Regions from separate parts of the Homo sapiens genome. Here region 2 is linked to region 1. A link is a loop called in an ENCODE intact Hi-C map of the cell type or tissue named here. Cell type or tissue: ascending aorta. All regions are shown on one strand. Each heading gives the region's core, and the rest is flanking DNA. Links, peaks and the distances in the headings are about the cores only.

What was found. Peaks named below come from ENCODE experiments on the same cell type or tissue, not always from the same donor. Only the 100,000 strongest peaks of a DNase experiment are listed, where the experiment ranks them.
Region 2: a loop joins it to region 1, with 2.4 times the contacts of the local background. A loop is called at or near these places in 3 of 110 quality-filtered maps.

Annotation. Positions count from the first base shown.
Region 1 is chr2:38,227,295-38,239,490 of GRCh38, forward strand. LOC102723739 (a long non-coding RNA gene) reads right to left here. Exons shown (of 4, transcript XR_007086289.1): 1 at 11,764-12,196. It also overlaps the pseudogene RPL7P12. Among named protein-coding and RNA genes, the nearest start is that of CYP1B1-AS1, 100 kb to the left of the region's middle. In ascending aorta, for the core only: a CTCF peak has its summit at 6,614; a DNase peak (open chromatin) is centred at 6,527; H3K4me3 peaks cover 778 bases; H3K27ac peaks cover 1,335 bases.
Region 2 is chr2:38,116,486-38,128,681 of GRCh38, forward strand. It overlaps LOC107985871 (a long non-coding RNA gene), which reads right to left. Exons shown (of 4, transcript XR_007086290.1): 3 at 1,678-1,750. Among named protein-coding and RNA genes, the nearest start is that of CYP1B1-AS1, 8.5 kb to the right of the region's middle. In ascending aorta, for the core only: no CTCF peak of the experiment used is centred there; a DNase peak (open chromatin) is centred at 6,056; H3K27ac peaks cover 396 bases.

The sequences.
Region 1 (12,196 bases), core at 3,672-8,671:
TTAATCAACAATTAATAACTTTCCAAAAAAAAGAATGCACCATGCCCAAATGTCACCAATAAATTTTACCATTTTTAAAGAAATAACAATTCCCTACAAGTTCTTTAAAAAATAAAAGCAGAAGGAACCTTCTTAACTTATTCTATGAGGCCAGCATTACCCTAACACCAAAACCAGATAAACGCATTGTAATAAAGAAAAACAGACCAATCAATATCTCTCATGAACATAGATACAAACCTTCCAACAAAATACTAGAAAATCAAATAAAACAATATGTAAAAAGAATGATACAATATGCCTGAATGAAATTTAATCCAAGTATGCAAGCTTGGCTTAACATTTTAAAACCAATTAATGTAATTATAACATTAACAACCTAAAGAAGAAAAATCTTATGATCATATCAACAGATGCAGAAAAAGCATCTGAAAAAATTCAATACCCATTCATGATAAAACTGTCAGCAAACTAGAAATAGAGGGAAAGGTTCTCAACTTGATAAAGAACAGCTACAAAAAAACCCCACAGCTAACATTTTATGTAATAATGGAAAACTAGATGCTTTCCCCCTAAGATCACAAATAAAGCAAGGATGTCTCCTCTCACTGCTCATATTCAAAATCACACTGGAAGTCATAATTTGTGAAATAATAAATAAGGAGATAAACACTATACAAATTATCAAAGAAGAAATAAAGCTGTCTTTTGTTTGCAGATGACATGATTGTCTACATAGAAAATCCCAAAGACTCAACAAGATCAACAACAACAACAACAACAAACCCTCCTGGAACTAATAAGTGATTATAACAAAGTTTCAGGAAACAAGGTTAATATATAAAAGACAAATCTTTCCTATATACCGTCAATGAACAATTGGAATAAGAAATTAAAAGCACAATACCATTTCCATTAGCGCACACACACACAAGGAAATACCTAGGTATAAATCTAACAATATATATACAGGATCTGTGAGGAAAACTATAATATTCTGATGAAATAAATTTTAAAAGATAGAAATAAATTTTAAAAGATCAAAATAAATGATATTTAATCATCTATAAATATCCAAATTTACACGTATAAAAATTTACAAAATATTTATCTGTAAATTTGGTATTTAAATATTAGAGATATTCTATGTTCATAAACAGGAGGAGTTAATATTGTTAAAACATTGATTATTTTCAACTTAATTTATGGATTCAATGTACTCCAAATCAAAATCCCAGCAACATATTGTGTTGCTATCAACAAACTGCTCCTAAAGTTTATATGGAAAAGCAGAAGTTTATATGGAAAGGCAAAAGACCCATTTATTATTTTATGAATTAGCCACAGAATACAGAAGAAGAATAAGGTAAGAGGACTGACACTACCCAACTTCAAGCTCCAGTAATCAAAATGTCTTGATATTGGAGAAAGTATAGGCAAATAGATTAGAACAGAATAGAGTCCAGAAATAGACCCACACAAATATAGTTAACTAATCCTTGACAAAGGAACAAAGGCAATTCAGTCAATAAAGAATAGTCTTTTCAACAAATGATGTTGGAAAAATTGAACATCCATAAGTAAAAGAAAGAAGAAAGAAGGAAGAAGGAAGGAAGGAAGGAGATGGAGAGAGGAGAAGGAGGGAGAAGAAGGAGGGAGGGAGGGAGAAGGAAGGTAGGAAGGAAGGAAGGAAGGAAGGAAGGAAGGAAGGAAGGAAGAAAGGAAGGAAGGAGCAAAGACCTGAATCAATACCCAACTTAAAAAAAAAAAACCATACAGAAGCACATGAAAAGATGCTCAGTATCATGTGTCATTAGGGAAGTTGCAAATTAAAACAACAGTGAGACACTACACACCTATTAGAAAGGCTAAAATACAAAAAATACTGACAGTACCAAATGCCGGTTAAAACACAGAAAAACAGAAATTCTTGTTTCTTGCTAGTGGGAATGCAAAATTGTACAACCGCTTTGGAAGACCATTTGGCAGTTTTTTCCAAAGCTAAACACAACCTTATCATACGTTCCAGCAATCATGCTCCTAGGTTTTTGCCCAGTTGGTTTTAAAATTTATGTCCCCACAAAAACTTACAAATGTTTATAGCAGTTTTTGCAATAAGTAAAATCACAATCACCAAAAACTGGATGGCCTTCAATAGGTGAACGAATTAAAAGGTAGTAGTGGTTGGGCGTGGTGGCTCACGCATCCCAGCACTTTGGGAGGCCGAGGCAGGAGGATCACTTGAGGTTGGGAGTTCAAGACTAGCCTGGCCAACATGCAGAAACCCCGTCTTTACTAAAAATACAAAAATAAACCGGGTGTGGTGGTGCATACCTGTAATCCCAGCTACTCGGGAGGCTGAGGCAGGAGAATCGCTTGAACCCAGGAGGCGGCAGTTGCGGTGACCCAAGGTGGCGCCATTGCACCCCAGCCTGGGCAACAAGAGCGAAACTCCATCTCAAAATAATAATAATAATAATAAAAAGTAGTGGTATAGCCATACATGGAATGATTTTTTCATAAAAAGAAATGAGCTATGAAGCTATAAAAAGGTATGAAGAAACCTTAAATGCATATTGCTAAGTGAAAGAAGCCAGTCTTAAAAGGTTACATACTGTATCATTCCATCTAGATGGCATTCTGGAATGGCAAAACTATGGAGATAGTAAAAAAAAAAAAAAAAAAAAAAAAAGTCAGTGGTTGCCAGAGGTTGGGAGACGGAAGGGGAAGAGAGATGAATCGGTGAAGCACGGGGGATTTTTAGGGCAATAAATCTCTTCTCTATGATACTGTAATGATGGATATATGACATTATACATTTGTCTAAACCAATAGAACTATACAACACAAAGATGGACTTCAATGTAAACTATGAACTTTAGTTACTAATACTGTATCAGTATTTTTTCATTAACTGCAGCAAATGTTCCACACTAATACACGGTGTTAATAACAGGGATATAGTAGAACACGTGGGGAGAGGAGGTTCTGTACTATGAGCTCAATTTTTTGGTAAATCTAAAACTGTTCTAAAAAATAAAATCTAATAATCCCTTAAAAATCAACACGGTAAATTGCCACATGTAAGATTCACAGAATAAAAGAATGATTTTACAAAAAGAATGATAAAGATCAAATAGTTTCAGAGCTAGCAGAGGCCTTAGAACTGGTCATCCTCTCACCAAATCTTCACTGGGCAGTTACAGAGTGTCACTGTCTGCATGAGGCACTGCAAGTATAGTGAAAACTAAGACAGCCCCTGTCACAATATAGTATTAAGGGAAAAAGTTCAAATGATTTCATTTTTGATGTGTGTATGTGAGAGAGAGAGAGAGAGAAAGAGAGAGAGAATAGAGGTAGGGAGAGAACATTGAGAGGAAGCTCACCAAGACATGAACAGTAGTTATTTCTGGATGGGCTTTTATTTCCTCTTACTAGTTTCTATCACTTTATAGTGTTTCTATGATAAGCATGCTTTGCTACTGTCATAAGAAAATTAAATAATAAAATGTTCCTTTATTCTAATGATGGCACTTCAGAAAATGCTACCAATGAAGTAAATTTGAAGTCAGGATTATGAAAGTAAATGAATTGGAACAGGTGGGTGAGTAGCCGGGACGACCCATTTCTCACAGGGAAGGTGCACAGCAGGGAGCCCCATGCACTGCATGAAGTGTGTTTGGCAGCCACAGAGGACAGGCTTAGCAGCTCCGTGGTGGATTTCACTCAGTGGCAGCAACACTTGACCACCAACAACTATGGCAAGGCAGCTTTGCCATCCTGATAGTTTTTGACACTAATTTCTACTGAGTTTCCTCAAAGAATGTTTCACAGAAAACTAGTTCTCAAAATATTCGTAGGTAGAATTCTATTAAATTAAACAAAACTAGCACAATTATTTATAGAAGAACATACCAAAGCATTTATTATTCTATGATACAATGAAAACAGAGAGTACAGTGTTTCCCTAATTGGAGAAAAAGTAATTCTCCCTGCTTTTCCTTTCTTTCCTTCTTCCTTTATTCTTTCTTCCTTTTTCTCTTTCTCTCTCCAGTGGGGACAAGAGAATTTCATGGAATGGGTGTCATTTGGTACATACTTGGAGAGCTGTTACTCTGCCAGATGTCACACCAATTGTTTATGGGCTATGATTTATTGTGTTTGTCAATATAGCTCTCAGTATTCCTACCACCAAGCACAGCAGCTAGCACATAGAAGGCTCTCAATAAATACTTGTTAAATAAGTGAATGAACTCTTTTTCCAGCTGGAACCATGGAGGATGTAGAAGAGAAGAAGAAGAAGGTTCCTGTTATGCCAGAAACCCTTAAGAAAAAGGGAAGGAATTTCTCAGAGCTGAAGATCAAGTGCCTTTGAAAGAAGTTTGCCTAAAAGATGCTTTGAAAGGCAAGGAGGAAGCTTATCTATGAAGAAGCAAAGCACTATCACAGGGAATAAAGGCAGATGTACAGAACTGAAATATGAATGGCGAGGATGGCAAGAAAAGCTGGCAACTTCTATGTACCTGAAGAACCCAAATTGGCATTTGTCATCAGGATCAGAGGTATCAATGGTGTGAGGCCAAAGGTCCGAAAGGTGTTGCAGCTTCTTCGCCTTCGTCAAATCTTCAATGGAACCTTTGTGAAACTCAACAAAGTTTCAATTAACATGCTGAGGGTTGTAGAGCCATATATTGCATGGGAGTACCCAAATCTGAAGTCAGTAAATGAACTAATCTACAAGCGTGCTTATGGCAAAATCAGTAAGAAGCGAATTGCTTTCTTTGACAGATAACACTTCGATTGCTCAATCTCTTGGTAAATATGGCATCGTCTGCATGGAGGATCTGATTCATGAGATCTATACTGTTGGAAAATGCTTCAAAGAAGCAAATAACTTCCTGTGGCCCTTCAAATTATCTTCTGCATGAGGTGGAAAGAAGAAAAGGCCACCCACTTTGTAGAAGGTGGAGATCCTGGCAACAGGGAGGACCAGATCAACAGACTTATTAAAAGAATGAACTAAGGTGTCTACCATGATTATTTTTCTAAGCTGTTTGGTTAATAAACAGTACCTGCTCTCAAATTGAAAAAATAAATAAATAAAAATAAATAAACAAATAAGTGAATGATTGAATTTCATTAAGAAAAAATGAATTACTACAAAACTCTGTACTTTCTTATCTCACCTAGATTTGACTTGCACTTTCCTACAGAGAAAAGAAGTCACCCAGGTTCACAATGAGCAGCCCAACTTGGACAATTTACCAAAGCACAGAAGAATTCAAAATCTAGATCTTCTCACCAGGACTCTCTCCAGTGGCTGTCCTACTTGCAAATGTAATCATCCTCCCAGAGGAGAGTCAGGCACAAACCAGGGAGTGAGTTTGTTGTTCATCTTGCAACACCTCTTTCAATGAATCTAACTTGCTTCACAAGAGTCCATTGGGAATGGCCCCCCAAAAAAACAGTCGCTTGGATTATTTAAGTGAACACATGACAGTCAATGCAATAAGGCCTTGCCCTCCCCACTTCCCCATCAATATTTATCAAGGACATGGTTTTTCCAAGGGAGAAAGGAGCATAGTCTTGTAACAGCTGTTCCAGAGAACAGACCGTACATGGATTAAAACTAACTCAAGTCAAGAAGAAATTATGTACAGTCTTATAAAAGAGAGATGCGTCTTGAGCTGAGAAAGTGCATGTTCCCTTAAATATTTTCCTGCCCCCACATGCTTAGCCCCTTCAGTACTTGGTGTCCCTACCTTCTGCCAGCTTCTGACCCTGAGGAATGATCAAACCTCGTTTTTCTAGGAACTGAAGGAGCTCTTTAGCCCCTCAAAATACATCAAAGGAAGACTCAATGCAGCCAAAATTCAAGCCTAAATTTTGAAATACAAATATTTGAACTGATCATGATGTCCACGTCCTACACAAATAAAACTTTCTTTTAGAAAAGAAACCCCTGCTGGTTGTGCTGTAATTATTTTAGGCAGAATGCTTTTAAGTCTAAAGCCATTTTAAACTCTCAAAACTTTATACATCCAAGGAAAGCAAACTGAAAGTGAGCATCACTAAGTTTACTCTTATTTCTAAGATTAATCTCAACCTCCCTGGATTTCAACACTCACGCCGTTGTCCAGACTACTAGATGCAGCTGCAACTAGGGATTTCTTAAGTCACATAGGGAACCTGGACTAAATTAATCTGGAAGGATATGTGCCATTCCTAAGTTTGCGATTTCCTTCACTATGTTTAAAAAAGGGTTATTAGGTACTAATGCTGCACAGATTTTCTAAATACTCTATTTGCCAGTGGCAGAGCCAGATGTGGACCACATTAGGAGAGACATGCGTGACAGCGTTTTGCTAAATGTCCGTGATGAATTTTAACTTGCAAAGGGGAAAATTATAGCTGTGTGGTGCCAGGATAATTTCCTCCAAATACCACTCCCATCAGGTCATTTTCTCCTGTGACTCACCAGCTCCTTTTGAGGAAAGCGTAAAGTCTGGCATTAGAGGCCTCAGTCATCTTCTCTTCCTCCAGACTATCCCAAAGGATCCCTGTATGCCAGGACCACCTCTTGACTCTCCTTCTGCGTATTTTGCTTGGGTGGCTCCCTCTGTCTGGAATACATAGCTCTTACACCCTTCAAAACCTGGCTCGAATCTCATCATTTTCAAGGAGGCTTCCCTCCCCAGCCTCCCTCCACTGATTATTCTCCTGTATTTGGCATTCACTGCAGGTATCCATAGTTGTCTCTATGACTGTTGGTGGTGGCCACTGGAAAGCTCAGCATCGAATGTGAGGCCCCATAAAGCAAGTGTAGGGAGCAGCCTCCCTGGGGGCATTTGCACACTTTCCCCTTCCCCCTTCACCGTATGTCCCATCCTTGATTTTGCTTTGCTTTTTCATCCGCTTTGTTGTCTTGATTTATTTTTAAGTGATATCTTAAGTCCTTTCTGAATAAGAATAGAGTGAACATGCGAGTCTTTGGACTACGTTGGCATGTGTTTTTTTCCCAGCACATGTTCTCTGTGAATGTCTGAGCTTCCACTACTTCATATGCTCCTCTAAGAAAAAAATAATCATCTCAGAAGCAAGATGTCTTCCTCTGTTCTAATTTCTGGAACTAACATTTTTTGTTTTTCCTTTGATTAAAAGAGTATGTGTGCAAGACCCCTTATGTAATGTCACCTACAACCCAGAATTATCATCCCATGTTACACATGAAGAAGCACATAATCAAAAGACTAAACAGACAACCCATAGACTGGGAGAAAATAGTCGCAAACTATGCATCCAGTGAAGGACAAATATCCGGAATCTATAAGGAACTCAAACAAATCAGCAAGAAAAAAACAAATAATCCCATCAAAAAGTGGGCAAAGAACATGAATAGGCAATTCTCAAAAAATATACATGAACAGCCAACAAACATATGAAAAAAAAATGTTCAACATCACCTTACTCCTGCAAGAATGTCCATAATTAAGAAGTCGAAAAACAACAGATGTTGGCATGAATGTGGTGTAAAGGGAACACTTTTACACTGCTAGTGGCAATGTAAATTACCACAACCACTACGGAAAACAGTATGGAGATTCCTTAAAGAACTAAAAGTAGAAGTACCATTCGATCTAGCAATCCCACTACTGGGTATCTACCCAAAGGAAAAGAAGTCATTATATGAAAAAGACACATGCACATATGTGTTTATGGCAGCACAATTCACAATTGCAAAGATATGGAACCAACCTAAGTGCCCATCAATCAACAAGTGGTTAAAGAAAATGTGGTATATATACAACATGGAATACTACTCAGCCATAAAAAGGAACAAAATAATGCCTTTTGCAGCAACTTGGAAGGAGCTGGAGGTCATTATTCTAAGTGAAGTAACTCAGGAATGGAAAACCAAATATAATATATTCTCATAAGTGGGAGTTACACTATGAGGATGCAAAGGCATAAGAACAATATAATGGACTTTGGGGATTCTGGGGGAAGGGTGGTAGGGGCGTGAGGGATAAAAGACTACATATTGAGTACAGCGTACACTCCTTGGGTGACAGGTGCATCAAAATCTCAGAAATCACCACTAAAGAACTTATCCATGTAACCAAAAACTGTACCCCAACTATTGAAATAAAAATAAAAATTATTTAAAAAATACTAAATGGTTGACCCAAAGTCACCCAGCTTATACGGCAGAGTCAAGACTTGAACCCAGGCCAACCTAACTCAAAATGCCTTGACTCTGTATTCTCTAAAAGCGTCTAGCACCAAAACACACACCATGAAGTGTCTAGCACCATAACAGGCACTCATTCATTATTGAAGTATGACCCAAAACATTTGGTACAGAATTGAATAAAACCATGAAGGCAAAGCTATTGAAAATTGAGCTTGCAAAATTGGTAGAATTGGCTTCATGAAAAACTGAGGAGATTCTAATTAGGTCTATCAGAGAAAGACAACACAGATCTACAAAACATTCTGGATGTAGGTGAACAGAATACTAGAAGAGATGCTGTGAGCTGATGTCCATGTTTGAATACAAAAGAAAAATAGATGGGCACGCTGGTTTAGATTTATAGGTCCAGGGCAAACTGATCCAACTGTGGAATCACTGAACCCCCCTTGGGTTTCAATGAGGGTACCCTTGGTAGTTACTTTCGGCCCTAAGGGGTTTGACAAAATGGGACAGACAGGGTTTTTACATCTGAAGCCAGAATACAGAATCTTTGTTCATTGAGGATCTTCATACATGTTACCTTATCTAATACTTTCCCTAACTTCCCCCAGTGTTTCATGTTTGTTATATTTACACATGGTCTTATAACGACGTGTCTATGTCTATCTTGCCACATTGCCCAGGCTGGTCTCGAGCTCCTGGGCTCAACCAGTTCTCCCACCAGAGCCTCCCAAAGTGCTGGGATTACAGGTGTGAGCCACTGCACCCGGCCTAGTTCTCAAATTATATGGAGGAACAAAGACCTAAGAGTAAATAAAGCACTCCTGAAAAGGAATATCAAGACTTATTCCAAAGCTAAAATAACAAAGACAGTGCTGTACTGGCACAGAAATAGACAAATTGCCCAATGGAACAGACTAGAGAAACAGAGACAGAGAGAAAGAGAGAAGGGTGGGTACTTGAGGATGGAAGAGAAGGCACTGCGGATGACAAGGAAACAATGAACTCTTCAATAAATAGTGCAAGGCCACTGGTTACCTACATGGGGGGGAAAATACTGTGACTAATCCCTGCTTTGCACCATGCAGAAGAATCAAATGCTAGCAGATTTAAGATTTAAATACACAAGGCAAAACTCTAAAACTTTTGAAGGCAACATGGGAGAATATCTTTAGAACATCAGAGAGGTGAAGGTTTCTTAAAGAAAACACAAAACTATGAAAGAAAAATAATAAATTTGGCTACATTCAAATTAAGAACTTCTGTTTAACAGTAGACCCCATGAAGAAAGTGATCAGAAAAGCAACAATGTAGGAGAAGATATTTGCAATATATATAACCAATATAATCTACATAAAGATGATGTATTTTTTAAAATCTTTTCAAAGTTCAATAAATAAGTTAATAAATACACAGTTCACAGAGCAGAAAATATGAATAGCCCATAAATATATAAAAGAATACACAACCTCATTAGTAATCGCAGAGACACTAAGATACCAGTGGGACTTTACTTTTTACCCACTGGATTGGCACAAATTAATAAGGCTGATATTGTCAAAAACTTGGGCTGGGCGCAGTGGCTCAGGCCTGTAATCTCAGCACTTTGTGAGGTCAAGGCAAGTAGATCGCTTTGAGCTCATGAATTCGACACCAGCCTGGGCAATATGACGAAACCACATTTCTACAAAAAATACAAAAAACTAGTTGGGTGTGGTGGTGCACACCTGTAGTCCCAGCTACTTGGGAGACTGAGGTGGGAGGATGGCTTGAACCTGGGATGCAGAGGTGTGGGGGTTCAGTCAGGATGGTGGGAGAAATTGTAAAATTATGGGAAATAAACGCAAACCCTCTTGGAAGGCCTGGAGGTCTGCATAAAGTGTTTGGCTGAAGGCAGAATTCTCTTAAAAGCTCAGGGCATGGATACATAGGAATGTAGAGTAGTTTATCTAAATAGCTTGTTTATTCATGTGGTCCTAAGACCAACATTTGGTCAACCACAGATGCATGATTGCTCTCTACTCAGGAGGTCAGCAATGTCAATTACCCTCTAGTGGTTTTTACTCAAGACCTTTGTCATCTAATCTATACTGAATAAATGTGAGCTTCGCTGACTGAATGGAGCCATGGCTGCTACTCTTTACAGAACCTTCCTTGGTGTCTGTGAGGGGCCCAGACCCTTAGCTGGACTGACAGGCAGAGTATCTGTGTCAGTGTACATTACTCATCCGTTGTTGGGTGAGGGTCTGCAGAACAAATGCCCGCACAGAGGTTGCAGTGAGCTGAGATCATGCCACTGTGCTCCAGCCTGGGCGATAGAGCCACACCCTGTCTCAAAAAAAACAAAAAAAAAAAGAAAAAGAACTTGGAAAGAGTATGATTCAACTGGAATCTTTATTCACTCTTGGCAGGAGTCTAAATTGGTATAACCCCTCAGAAAAAATAAGTTAAATATATTCATATACCTTATAGCCTAGCAATCCTACCCTAGAGAAACCCTCGCACACGTGCACAAATTCATGTGGTTGTACTTCTAAGTATAACCCTAGAGAAATTCTTGCATGTGATTTACGTATGGGAATGTTCACAGCAATATCAAAATAACAACCAGAAACAACCCAAGTGTCCAAAGTGTTCAGAGAAAGAATAAACAATTATTTATAACTACTCACACAATAAAATGCTAGAGACAGTAGTGAAAATAATGAACTACATGCAACATGGATGAATCTTAGAAACAAAATACTGAGTGGAAAAAAAGCAAATGAAAAGAAGACTGCATGTAGCATAATACCATTCTGATAAAGTGGACACAATCAAATAATATGTTTCTTAAGGTTATCTACATATGTGCTAAATTATTATTTTAACCAGGGCTTTATAGAAATAAAATTCGGAAAGCTGGTTACTTCTAGGGACTTGCAGGGGATGGCATAGGAAAGGAGCCCACCAGCTACAGCAATGATATTGATCATGTTCTAGTTTAAGGACGACTCACAGGTGTTCTTCCTGTTATTACTATGCCTCATCCCTTAACTGTGTGATACTCACATTATTTTGCATATATCAGCTATTACATAATAATAGCAAATAAAAATAAAAGAACAGGCAAGGCACAGTGGCTCACGCCTGTAATCCCAGCACTTTGGGAGGCCCAGGTGGGCGGATCACCTGAAGTCAGGAGTTCGAGACCAGCCTGGCCAACATGGCGAAACCCCATCTCTACTAAAAATACAAAAATTAGTGGGGTGTGGTGGTGAGTGCCTCCAGCCCCAGCTACTCAGGATGCTGAAGCAGGAGAATCGCTTGAACCCGGGAGATGGAGGTTGCACTGAGCTGAGACCACACCGTGGCACTCCAGCCTGGGTGACAGAGCAAGACTCCATCTCAAAAAATAAATAAATAAATAAATAAATAAATAAATAAATAAATAATAAATGGCTGCAGTTTTACGATAGTCTCAAAAAAGAAAAACAAAAAGAATAAAAGGAAAAAAATCAGGTGTCCACGCTTTTCTGAGAATACAGAAACAAAAGTCTTTCAGTTACTCACAATTTTTCCATACTCACCAACACAGAATGTCAGAAGTGGACCCCAGCAAGGCCCTGTAGACCCATCACTAATTAAGTAGATGAGGAAACGGAAGCTCAGGGATAATACGTGACTGCTCCATGATCACCTGGCAGAGCCAGGAGCCAAACCCAGGTCTCCTGATATTTCTTCTCTTAGATCAAGTCCCCAGGCAGTGGCCTTCAGTCTGGTAGATAATAAAAAGAAAACTCCAGTCTTCTTTATCTTTGTATCTCTAAGACCTAGCAAAGGGCTTAATAATTTGTTGGCCCTCAAAATGTTTTGTTTCTGAATATTATGGAATTCCCATTGGATTCGTCACAAGAAGTCCTCAAAGTGGTAAAAATTCTCTCTTCTGGTTCGGTGGCTTCAAACCAAGAAAAGGTTCCTGGAAGCAAGACAGAAGAAACTATCGGCCATATCACTAATGGG
Region 2 (12,196 bases), core at 3,579-8,578, 110 kb before region 1:
AGCAAGGGGTGCAGACCAAGAGCACAGGCACTGCAGAGAGAAGTCTGGATTATTTGTGAGGACTTTCCCTAGGGACTTCTAGAAAGAAATCACTAGTGAGGTCTAAAAGAAGACTGGACTTCCAGTGTGGTGATAGGAACATTGCTCTTTGAGTTCTTACTACAAATGAGGAACTTTGATTTGCCAGGAAACAAAGGGTTCAAAGAACCAATTGTGATATATTTTGGCTTAAATCCCCCCCACTGAAATATGACAGGAGTCAAATTGGGGTACCAGGTAAGTCTTGTGAAGGTGCTGCCTGGGGAGTACCCAGCTGTCTGGCACTTTCATAATATCTTTCTGAACCTCAGTTTCCTCATCTACAAAATGGGATTAGGACTTGTTGAGCATCAAGGTTCCTTCCGACTTGAAAAATCTTCTGATTCTATGACCAAACTGGAAGGCCTGGGTTGGGCTCTCTCAGTTCTGCAGATTTAAATGAGTCATTTCTGAACTGTTGGCTTAAGGCCTATCCTTTTCACTCAAATATTCCCTTGAGGCATCATTTTTTTTTTTTTTTCAAAATTGGGAAAGCGAAGGATACAAGAAGTTGGAAGGAAAGCCCATGAAAGAAAAAAACATTTACTATAATTAAGAAAGAAAATTAAACAGATGATGATCAGAACTGCGGTTATAAATTAAAGTTAACTGATTCCAAGAGTGTACGCCATCAGAATTCGCCCTCATAACTGGAAATTTAGAGGCAGGGCAAGCTTCAAGTTTGCCTAATTCAGCAGTTCCAATCCCATTTCCTTGGGATTCTCAGCTCTGCCTCATCTGTGTTCAGTTTAATTCTCAGGCTGGGGATAACATGGCTATTGCAATAATAGGGCCAAGCTTGACAACATCCAGAGGGAGAGACTCTCTTTTCCTATGGCTCTCTCTTAAAGGTGGAGAATTTTCCAGAAGCCCCAGCAAACTTCCCCATAAATCTTATTAAACCTAATTGGTCCATATGCCTATTCCTGAACCTCTCACTGGCAGGGGGATGAGATTATACTTAGACAATTTAGGCCTAACCTGGAAGTACAAAGACTGCAATGGGGAAGGGGTGAATATTTGAAAAAAATCAGGGTTTGTTGGAATGAAGTGAAGAATGGCTGCTGGGCAGACAGTCAGCGGTATCTTGTCAGAATCAGCTGTTGAAATGCAGTGGGGCGTATGACCATGCTCCCCATTTAACAGATGGAGTAGTTAGGCCCAAGGTCACACAGTTGGGTTAGAGCTAGGGACAAAGACCTTTCTACTCAAAACCCGAGGCTTCTCTATGTACATTTCAAAAGGCTTAAATTTTGGCTTATCTTTTTACCCAGAAAGTCTACTTCTGGGAATTATTATAAGGAAATAATGAATGGGAATAAAGAGTTAGAAACAATAATTTTTAACCCAGTATATTTTTGTGAAAAAAAAATGGGAATAATGTGAAAGTCTAATAGTATGCAGTTAGTGAAATCAATAATGATACATACATACAATGGAATACTATGCAGCCATTACAATTATACCACAGAAGAAAAGGCAATGGCCTGGAAAAATATATTGTTCATAATATATTGTTACATAAAAAGTAGGCTATAAAACTGTTGTTTAACAAAACAGATCTAGAAAGATTAAGAGATGTATACAGCAACATTTTACCTGTAGTTTCCTCTGCATGATGGAATTGTAGATGATTTTAATCTCTTAGTTTGTGCTTCTTTTTTCCAGATTTCTTTGGTTGAGGATATGTAACAAAGAATATCTTTGGTGAGAACATTGCAATCAGAAAAAAATGTCCGTGTAACCATTTTTTAAGATTAATTCTATTTTCACTAAGAACACTGATTTTCAGACATAGCTATAGGTATCACAGGGTTCTATATGGAATTTCTAGAAATACAGTGGGGAGTTCATGGCAACAGCCTTCTCAAGACCTGTCTTCCATGCCCACGAATTCCTAGGATAAGAAACAACACTCGGGAGGTTTCTAAAGTTCCCGACCTCAACTGCCCTCAGAGAGGGGTCATTATATCCAGGGCAATGTTAGTGAGCCACAGTATGTGCGTTGGGAACCATGTAGAGAACAGGAAACTACAGATGCTTTTTAAGACACTTATGAGAATTGTTCTTTCTAAAGTTTAAAGTGCCTGGCACATATTTGGTGCCTAATACTGGCTAAATAAGGAGATGTTGGCTGTGCGCAGTGGCTCACGCCTGTAATTCCAGGACTTTGGGAGGCCAAGGCGGGTGGATCACGAGGTCAGGAGGTTGAGACCATCCTGGCTAACACGGTGAAACCCCGTCTCTACTAAAAACACAAAAAAAATTAGCCGGGCGTGGTGGCGGGCGCTTGTAGTCCCAGCTACTCGGAAGGCTGAGGCAGGAGAATGGCGTGAACCCGGGAGGTGGAGCTTGCAGTGAGCCGAGATCGCGCCACTGCACTGCAGCCTGGGCGACAGAGTGAGACTCTGTCTCAAAAAAGAAAAAAAAAAAAGATAAAATTACCAGAAAATATTAAACAGGTAAGTATTTACCTGTTTAAAAGAAAAATTACTAGAAAATATTAAACAGTGAAATGACCAGTGTGTCCTCAGCACAACACCTTCTACAAATTATATTAGGAGTAGCAAACAAGGCAGTGGCTCACACCTGAAATCCCAACACTCTGTCTGGGAGGCCGAGGTGGGTGGATCACCTGAAGTCAGGAGTTCGAGACCAGCCTGGACAACATGGTGAAACCCCGTCTCTACTGAAACTACAAAAATAACCTGGACATGGTGGTGGGCACCTGTAATCCCAGCTACTCAGGAGGTGAGGCAGGAGAATCACTTGAACCCAGGAGGCGGAGGTTGCAGCGAGCCGAGATCGCGCCACTGCACTCCAGCGTGGGCGACAAGAGCAAAACTCTGTCTCAAAAAAAAAAAAAAAAAAAAAAAAAAAAAAGGAGTAGAAAACAGAATGACTCTCAGGGGCACTCCGCTTTTTCTGGAGTTGTTCCTGGGTCTCCTGACCACCCAAGTCTGACTGAGTTCTCCCACATTTATCCCAGCTGTCACGGATGAGAGGCACTTTCTCTTCTGCTGACCTTCTGGCTCCTGGTGATACTGTCTACAGCACAGATGGAAAGTACCCAGGAAACAGCATAACAACAACAACAAAAAATCACATTTTTTAGCTTCAAAGCAAACACCAAAGTTAAAAGCCCAACGCCTGAAGGAATTTAAGGACCAAAGTTATTTAGGGCAGAAGCTAAAAGGAGGTGGCCTACCCCCTACCCACGGACCCCAGGCTTCAAATAGGTGAAGGTTGGAGGCTGCCAGGCCCTGAGCAAGCATCATCAAAGAAGAGCACATCCAAGAGTACCCCAGTGCTCACTCTGCTTTGAAGACAAACAGCCCTCCTAATTAGAAACAGCTTCATTCACATGCCAGATGTCCATGCTTCCCTTCCAATTATTTTCAGAAACATCATAAAGAACCATTAGCGGCAGTGCAAAATATCCTGGGTTGTTTTTTAAAAGAATTTGTCCATTCTTATGAGTTCAGTTTGATATGAAGAAGATTGCAATCCGCCTATTCCTAAGAGGTTTTTGGAGCAGGAGAGGGACTCAAGATAAGGATGTGTAAGGATTTGATCACCAGAAATACTACCACATATTTGGTTTAAGCATAAAGAACAAGCATCTTACAAAAATGTTAGCCAAATGTCTCTTTACATCACACACACACACACACACACACACACACACACACACACGATTAGTACACCCTGAGCATTTATCTAAGAATAACATGAACAATCAAAAGTTTTTGGAAGCAGAGGATCTAGATCATGAGTTATAGTTCTGAATTCTGTGTTGGTCAGACTACTTCGAAATACATTGTCCACTTCAGGAAACCACATCTGGAAAGGGACATTGACCAATTCAAGAAACCCCAGAAAGTGGGAAGAGCACAACCATGGTGGACCATAGACTTCTTTAGGGCAGGGTCTGTGCCATGCCTTTGCTCACCCCCACTGCCCTGGCACAGTGCTTTATACATAGACCATGCCGTAAGATATTTGTTGAATAAATGAGTAAATAATTCATATGTCATGCATAATTGTTGAAGGAAGTACAGTTGGTTAACTCAGAGAATAAAAGGTACAGAGGACATGACAGCTCATGTCACATACCTAAAGGGGTACCACAGAGAATAGGGAAAAGATGTATTCTCTCTTGGTCTTTGGATCAGAATGAAGACTATTTAGTGAAAGCTACAGGAAAGCAGCTTTGACCCAGGATTATTATTATTTTGTGTATCCACCATAAATAACTGTGTGAGGCTCGGGTACATTCTCACACTCAAACTTTAATTTGAGCATTAGAGGGATATAGAAAGAAATTTGGGCTTGTGGCCAGATTAATAACTTGTTCAAGAAATCTTTACTGAGATAGTGCCAGAGGATGCTGAGAAGCAGGGTGAATAAGTAACCAAAAAGGCAGGGTTTCTTCCTTTTTGAAGCTTCCGGTCTATTCAGGAATGCAGACAAGTCAGCAGGTAATCACGGTGTGCACAGGTGAGATGGACTGTGATAAGGGAAGTTCGGGCGCCTCCTGCAGTGGGTGCTCCAGCATCCCAGGGGGCTTAGATGAAGCAAAAATGGGGGATGTGATAGGGGTGGAGGATGATCCAGCATGCATATGAGCTCTAAGGCAGGACAGAGTGGCACTTTGGAGAACCCTCCACCGTCCTTAAACCAGCCCCACTTCCCACTTCCAGTTCTACCCACTCTTGGCTTAGGAAATTTTCTCCTCTTTTTGCCCTGAAAATTAGCCTTGGTGGCTGAGTTTTGCTTTTCAGGTTCTCATTGCTAGTGCTTATTTTGACGCTTAGTGACCATCTCATTCCTACTATTGGCCCGCAGTAGGGAATCAGACCTTTAGTAGACACGGAGCTCTTCAAATACAGAGTGAACTTGGGGCATCTGATCATGTGGGTCAAGATGAACACTACAGAATACAACTGAGAGCCACATGTGAGTGAAGCTGTACTCGAGCTGACAATACTGACATTCAAAAAGCAACAGGATGATGAGAATGTTCTGGAATTAGAGGGTAGTGATAGTTACACAACCTTGTGAATATACTACTGCACACCTTAACATGGTGAATTTTATGGTACGTAAATTACATCTCAATAACATTTAAAAAAAAAAAAAAAAGCAGCAGCAGATGGCTGCTGGAGGAGGCTGAGCTTAAATACCCCTGGTTACACTTCCTCCTTTCCTTGTATTTACTGGAAGGAGAAGGATTTGTCCTAAGATGAATAGTTTTTTCATCTTCAGAAATTCCTGACAAGCTACTACCCTGTCAAGGCATGAAAAATTTCATTAGTGCTGACTTGGTACACAGTCTATTAATTAGTACCTAAATAATTGCATGTTGCCTCTGTGTCATGATTTATAATTGTATGCATGCTTTGATCTTTCTCATCACAGGCAGCACTGAGAAGTGAAGGAATATTTGGGAGGATCAGAAGCTTGGTCCTGATTTTGCCATCAACAGGAACTTGATGACTTCAAGGGAGTCCCCAAACCCTGGGTTTCTGTTTTCTCAACTCTAACATGAGGGGCTAGATGCATCTGGTTTAGTTAGTCTCCATGATGGTTTAGTTCGTCTCCATGATCCTGTGAATTTCAGATGTTGAAAATCTTCGGAAAAGCCCTGAAAGATGAACAGGTAGGAGTTATTGTCTATATTTTACCCATGAGGAAACTAAGGACCTGGGAATCTAGAGGGCTCATTAGCTTTTGAACCAGTACTAGCAATGAGTTCATCTGAATTCTGGTCCCAAACTCCTAGCATGAGAGAAATGTGGACCTTTCATTCCAGGAGTTTAGCATGTAGGAGGTATTCAGCTGGTGAGGGATTAAGGCAAGATTACAGGTTCTTGAGAAACATAAGCGACAGAGACAAGAACATCAGAAAGGGCCGCTGTGACTCGGGTCGTGGCTGCCGATGGAGCTCGTAAGTCAGGAGAGGTTGTTTGCTGAGAAGCTTGCATTCCCTAGAGCCCAAGTGGGTGTTGCCAGGAAACCCTGAGTTTTCCAACTTGGCAATCAGTGCACAGCTGAGTTTTTATAGGAAATTGCCCAGCTCTTTGGAAATTGTATGTGGTATAAATATGGTTTTGAAATTCTATATATTAGCTTAGCAAAAGGCGGAAATATTTTGAAACCCATGGATTTGGGAGATCTGCCGGCATTGCTATTAAAATTACTTTCAGCAGAATTGTACAATATGACATTATATTGCTCAAAATGACTCAATTTTCTAATCTTTGAGACTTCTTAAAAAGAAATGAACCCCAAGTAGAGTAAAGGTGGACTGCAAAAAACAGCTTAGTCTGAATGAAAAAAATTCATCCTTGGCTCTGCATCTAAGAAACTGGCTGTGTGTCCTCAGACAATTCACTTAATGTCTCAGATCCTCAACGTCTTCAACTGCAAATAAAGGGGTTAGAGGAGATCATCTTTAAAGCCCAACTCAGCTCTAACATACTATGATTGGATACCATACACTTGTCCACATTCTTTTCTCTAGCACTTGGGGATTTCTGCTCTTCCAGCCTTTACAAATACAACCTTTCACTGTCACACTCATTCTTCCTTGTCCTTAAAACAGAAAGCCCAGGCATAGTCTGATGCCACTTCTGAGGGCTATAGCAGGTGGCATCTAGTGTCTCTATAGTAACTATTTACACTCCTAGGGAAAATTATCTCACAGAAGCATAGAGAGCCTGACCTTGTCTATAAAGACAGTAAGGTACAATGATTAAAAGAATAGGCTCTAAAGTCAGGCAGACCTGGGTAAATCTGCCACCTACTAGAGAGCTTGGGCAAGCAAGTTCACCATGCCTGGTACCTAGTGAGTGCTGTGGGCCTCTATTCTGGAGGGACAGCAGGGCCTTACGAAACCAGCATGAGATTGTAAATGCCTTGCAGGCTGGATTTTCAAGAGGAAATGCTACCCCCTTTTTCTCCAACATCTCTGGCAAAATTGCTAACCCAAAGGTACTAGGCCCAGCTAGTTATGAAGGGGATGGAAGTGATCTCTATCCAAGGGAAGAACATTTGAATTGATGTTTAAAGGAGTTGTTTAGATTCTTATGAAGGAATAGAGGAAGAGTAGAGGCAAAGACAGAGAAGGGGATGGATGAGAATAAAGAACAAGAAAAGAAGCAGTAGGAGACAAATGAGAAGGTTAAAGCTGATAATTTTTACTTTTATGATAAAAGGAATTTCTAAGCAAATTCTAACCATTTTATCAAGAAGAAACAAATTCACTAACTTATATTTCTGCTTAAAGAAATGCATGGGCATTTTCTTCGCATGTGCAGTTTGTTTAAAAATTAGGCATTGAATGCTTTTTAAAAAATATCTAGATCTATTCTGGACATGCACATTCCAATTGATAGATAGATCAAAATGTCTGATTTTCTTACTGGTAACTTGGCACCAGTTGCCAGTGGCTTCATATGAACCTATCAGCTGCTGTGGGATGGCAGAGCAGTTAAGAGTCCAAGACTAGTCCACGCAGGCCTGCAGCTCCCACATTCTGATGCATCAAAGCCACAGCAAGTTCCTAAAACATAGGCTCTGGATCCAGATGCTTTTGGTTCAAATTTTCACTTCATTATTTCTCAGATGTGTGACTTATGGCAATTACTTACTTCTCTAAGGCTCACTTTCCACATCTGTAAAATAGGGCTAATGATAGTATTTGCTTCATAAGATTGGGGATTGAATGGGATAATGCACTTAGCTCAATACTCACCCATAAACTTTTTTTTTTTTTTTTTTTTTTTTTTTGAGACAGAGTCTTGCTCTGTTGCCCAGGCTGGAGTGCAGTCGTGCGATCTTGGCTCACTGAAATCTCCACCTCCCAGGTTCAAGCAATTCTCCTGCCTCGGCCTCCCATGTAGCTGGGATTTCAGGCACACACCAACACCCCCGACTAATTTTTTTGAATTTTTAGTAGAGACAGGATTTTACCATGTTAGTCAGGCTGGTCTCAAACTCCTGGCCTCAAGTAATCCGCCCACCTTGGCCTCCCAAAGGGCTGGGATTACAGGCGTGAGCCACCACTCCCAGCCAACAATATTCAATTACATACTCAATTACTATGTTCTTTTTCTGGTAACTAGAATGTAGGATCTTATGATTGGCCCCAAGTTCAAAGATATGGGCAAGTAAGTATAATATAAGAGTGTAGATACAGATTTTGTAGGATATATGCCATGGCCTCTGTCCCATATCAGTTTAATACCTATTTTCCAATGTAATGCCCTGAAATCCCAGAAGAGGAAAAAAGAATTTTTTTCTAACAATTAGAAACATGATAAAAAAAACTATCAAAGGTATATTCATTCAGCCATGCAAATTGTAAAACCATAGCAATCATTCTATTTGTTTGGTCACAGTTTAAAAAAGGAAATTTGCTATAAGAAAAATAAATACAAACAAACACAAAAAGAGTTGAATGCCACCTGCAGAAGAAGCACCAATCCAACTATTTTACCCTGCCCACATTCACCATGTTTCTCACAATTGCCTATAAAAAGTAGTCACCATTTATTGTACCAGGCAGTGAGCTAAGTGCTTTATGGACCCTGTCTCGTTTAACTGTCCCCAGAGTCCTATGAGTAGGTATGTTAGTGCCATGCCCATATCACGGATAAGGAGATATGCCAGGTCAGAGAGGCGAGTTGGGATTCACACGCAGCAGACTTGCTCCAGGGCCTGTGTTCTCAACACTGCATGGTGCCGCTTCTGATCTGGATTGTTAAATCTCAGCACCCAGCACTCCTGGCTTGGGTAGAAGGGAATGGGCCCAGAGGTGCTGAGAATGGATCTCATGTACACCTAGGGTCGAAGTTGGAACAGAGAGTATGTGGAGAGCCTGGGCTAAGACTGAAGCCGCCATGATGAAAACCAAACTCAAGCAGTCTTGTTTTTTAAAACCAATGGGAGTAGTAAAGTATAAATGTAAATCTCAGTTATCTTATCATGCCACCCTATAGGTGTTTCCAGTAGTTACTTTAGAGCTATCAAAGATACATCTGAAATAACGGTACTGTGTATATACTTGAGTCCTCTTCCCCAGCTTGACACTCCTAGGAGTCAGGTGTTCTCTGGGCCAGATCATTTGCCCACAAACATAGCAATATGCCTAGCCTTCTCATTATATAAGGTCCCCCATTATATGGGGGACCTTATATAATTTCATCATATGGATGAAAAATGGGATTATTTTATTATTTGACTCTTCTCTCTAGGATTCAAAGTGCTTTTATTTATAGATTTTCATGATTTAACCAATTCACCCAAGAAGTAGGAAGAGGGCAGCTTTATTATTTTCAAATTGTGGACTGAGAAACTGAGATATGCAGAAAGAAATAAAGCTGCTCTGCAATTTGGAAAACCATCTGTGATGCTATAAAAACGTCTCACTGTACTCTCAACCACATAAATCACTATTTTTATTGCCTTCTCTCTGGATGAGATGTGGCTTAATTTGAGAGAGCTGTTTATCATTTGGCAAGCTGAAAGAACCTAATTTCAAGTCTCCATTCTAGTGGGTGGTAAGAATAAAGGGAATTTGCTTTAAGGGAAGAGGAAATGATAAGAATGGGAAGGAAACGGTTAGACCTAAAAAAAATCGATTTTGAAACCCTTTGGATTATCATGGATTTAATTTGCCAAGCATGGGTGAGGGGTCACATGGAATGGGTTTGAATTCTAAGCCACCATTATGACCACTCACTTAATGTTTCTTCCTACCACTCCCATTCTACAGTGAGCCCATGATTAAGATAACAACAGCTTAAATGAGTTAGTGCATAGTATGGTTTGGCTCTGGGTCCCCACCCAAATCCCGTGTTAAATTGTAATCTTGAGTGTTGGACGTGGGGCTTGGTGAGAGGTGATTTGATCATGAGGGTGATTTCTAATGGTTTAGCACCATCCCCACAGTGCTGCCTTATGATAGAGTTCTCAGGCGATCTGGTTGTTTGAAAGCATGTAGCACTTCCGCTGCCCTTCTCCTGCTGGCCATGTGAAGGTGTGCCTGTTTCTCCTTTACCTTCTGCCATGATTGTAAGTTTCCTGAGGCCTCCCCAAAAGCAGAAGCCTTTACAGCCCACAGAACTGTGAGCTGATTAAACATCTTTCTTTATAAATTACCCAGTCTCAGGTAGTTTTTATAGCAATGCAAGAACAGACTAATGAAGAAAATTGGTACCAGAGAAGTGAGGCATTACTACAAAGATACCTGAAAATGTGGAAGCAGCTTTGGAACTGGATAATGGGCAGAGGGTGGAACAGTTTGGAAAGCTCAGAAGAAGACAGGAAGATGAGGAAATGTTTGGAATTTCCTAGAGACTTGTTTAATGGTTTTGACCAAAATGCTCATAGTGATATGGGCAGAGATGGCCAGGCTGATGAGGTCTCAGATGGAGATGAGGAACTTATTGAGAACTGGAGTAAAGGTCACTCTTGCTATGCTTTAGCAAAGAGACTGGTGGCATTGTGCTCCTGCTCTAGGGATCTGTTGAACTTTGACCTTGAGAGATGATTTAGGGTATCTGGCAGAAGAAATTTCTAAGCATCAAAGTGCTCAAGATGTGGCCTGGCTGCTTCCAAAAGCCTAACTCATCTGCATAAACAAAGAAATGACCTGAAAAGGGAGGCAAAGCATAAAAGATAGATAGGAAAATTTGCAGCCTAGCCATGTGGTAGAAAAGAAAAACCCATTTTCTGGGGAGAAATTCAAGCCCAATACAGAAATTTGCATAAGTAAAGAGGAGCCAAATATTAGCAGTCAAGACAATGGGGAAAATGCCTATGAGGCATTCCAGAGACCTTTGGGGCAGCCCCTCCCATCACAGGCCTGGAGGCCTAGGAGGGAAAAATGGTTTCATGGGGCCAGGCCCAGGGCCCTGCTGCTTTGTGCAGCCTTGGGGCATGGCACCCTGCATCCCACTTGCTCCAGCTACAGCTGTGGCCAAAAGGGCCCCAGATACTTCTCAGACTGCTGCTCCAGAGAGTGCAAGCCACAAGCCTTGGTGGCTTCCATGTGGTGTTAAGCCTGCAAGTACAAAGAGGATGAGAGTTGAGGCTTGGGAACCTCCACCTAGATTTCAGAGGATGTATGGAAAGGCCTGGATGTCCAGGCGGGAGTCTCCTGCAGGGGCAGAGCCTTCATGGAGAATATCTAGTAGGGCAGTGCAAAGGGGAAATGTGGGGTTGGAGCCCCCACACAGAGTCCCCACTGGGGCACTGCCTAGTGGAGCTCTGAAAAGAAGGTCATCCTCCTCCAGACCCCAGCTTGCACTGTGTACCTGGAAAATCCACAGGCACTCACATCAGTCCATGAAAGCAGCCACAGGGGATGTACCCTGCAGAGCTGCCCAAGGCCTTGGAAGCCCACCCCCTCCATCAGCATGGCCTGGATGTGAGACACAGAGTCAAGATTATTTTGGAGCTTTAAGATTTAATGACCGTCCTGCTGGGTTTCGGACTTGCATGGGGCCTGTAGCCCCTGTGTTGTGGCTGAGTTCTCCTTTCTGGAAATGGAGTATTTACCCAATGCCTGTACTCCCATTGTATCTTGGAAGTAGCTAACTTGTTTTTGATTTTACAGGCTCATAGGTGGAAGGGACTTGCCTTGTCTCCGATTAGACTTTGGACTTGGACTTTTGAGTTAATTCTGGAATGAGTTAAGACTTTGGGGGACTGTTGAGAAGGGATGGTTATATTTTACAATGTGAGAGGATATGAGATTTGGGAGGGGCCAAGGGTGGAATGGTATGGTGGGGCTTTGTGTCCCTACCCAAATCTCATGTTGAACTGTGATCCCGAGTGCTGGAGGGAGGGTTTGGTGGGAGGTGATTGGATCACAGGGGTGGTTTTTAATGGTTTAGCGCCATTCCCCCAATTTCTTAGGAAATCTGCTTGTTTGAAAGTGTGTAGCATCTCCTTTGCCCCTCTCCTGCTGCTAATGGCCTGTTTCCCCTTCACCTTGTGCCACGATTGTAAGTTTCCTGAGGCCTCCCCCAGAAGCAGAAGCCTGTACAGCCCACAGGAACCATGAGCTGACTAACCATCTTTTCTTTATAAATTACCCAGTTCTTTA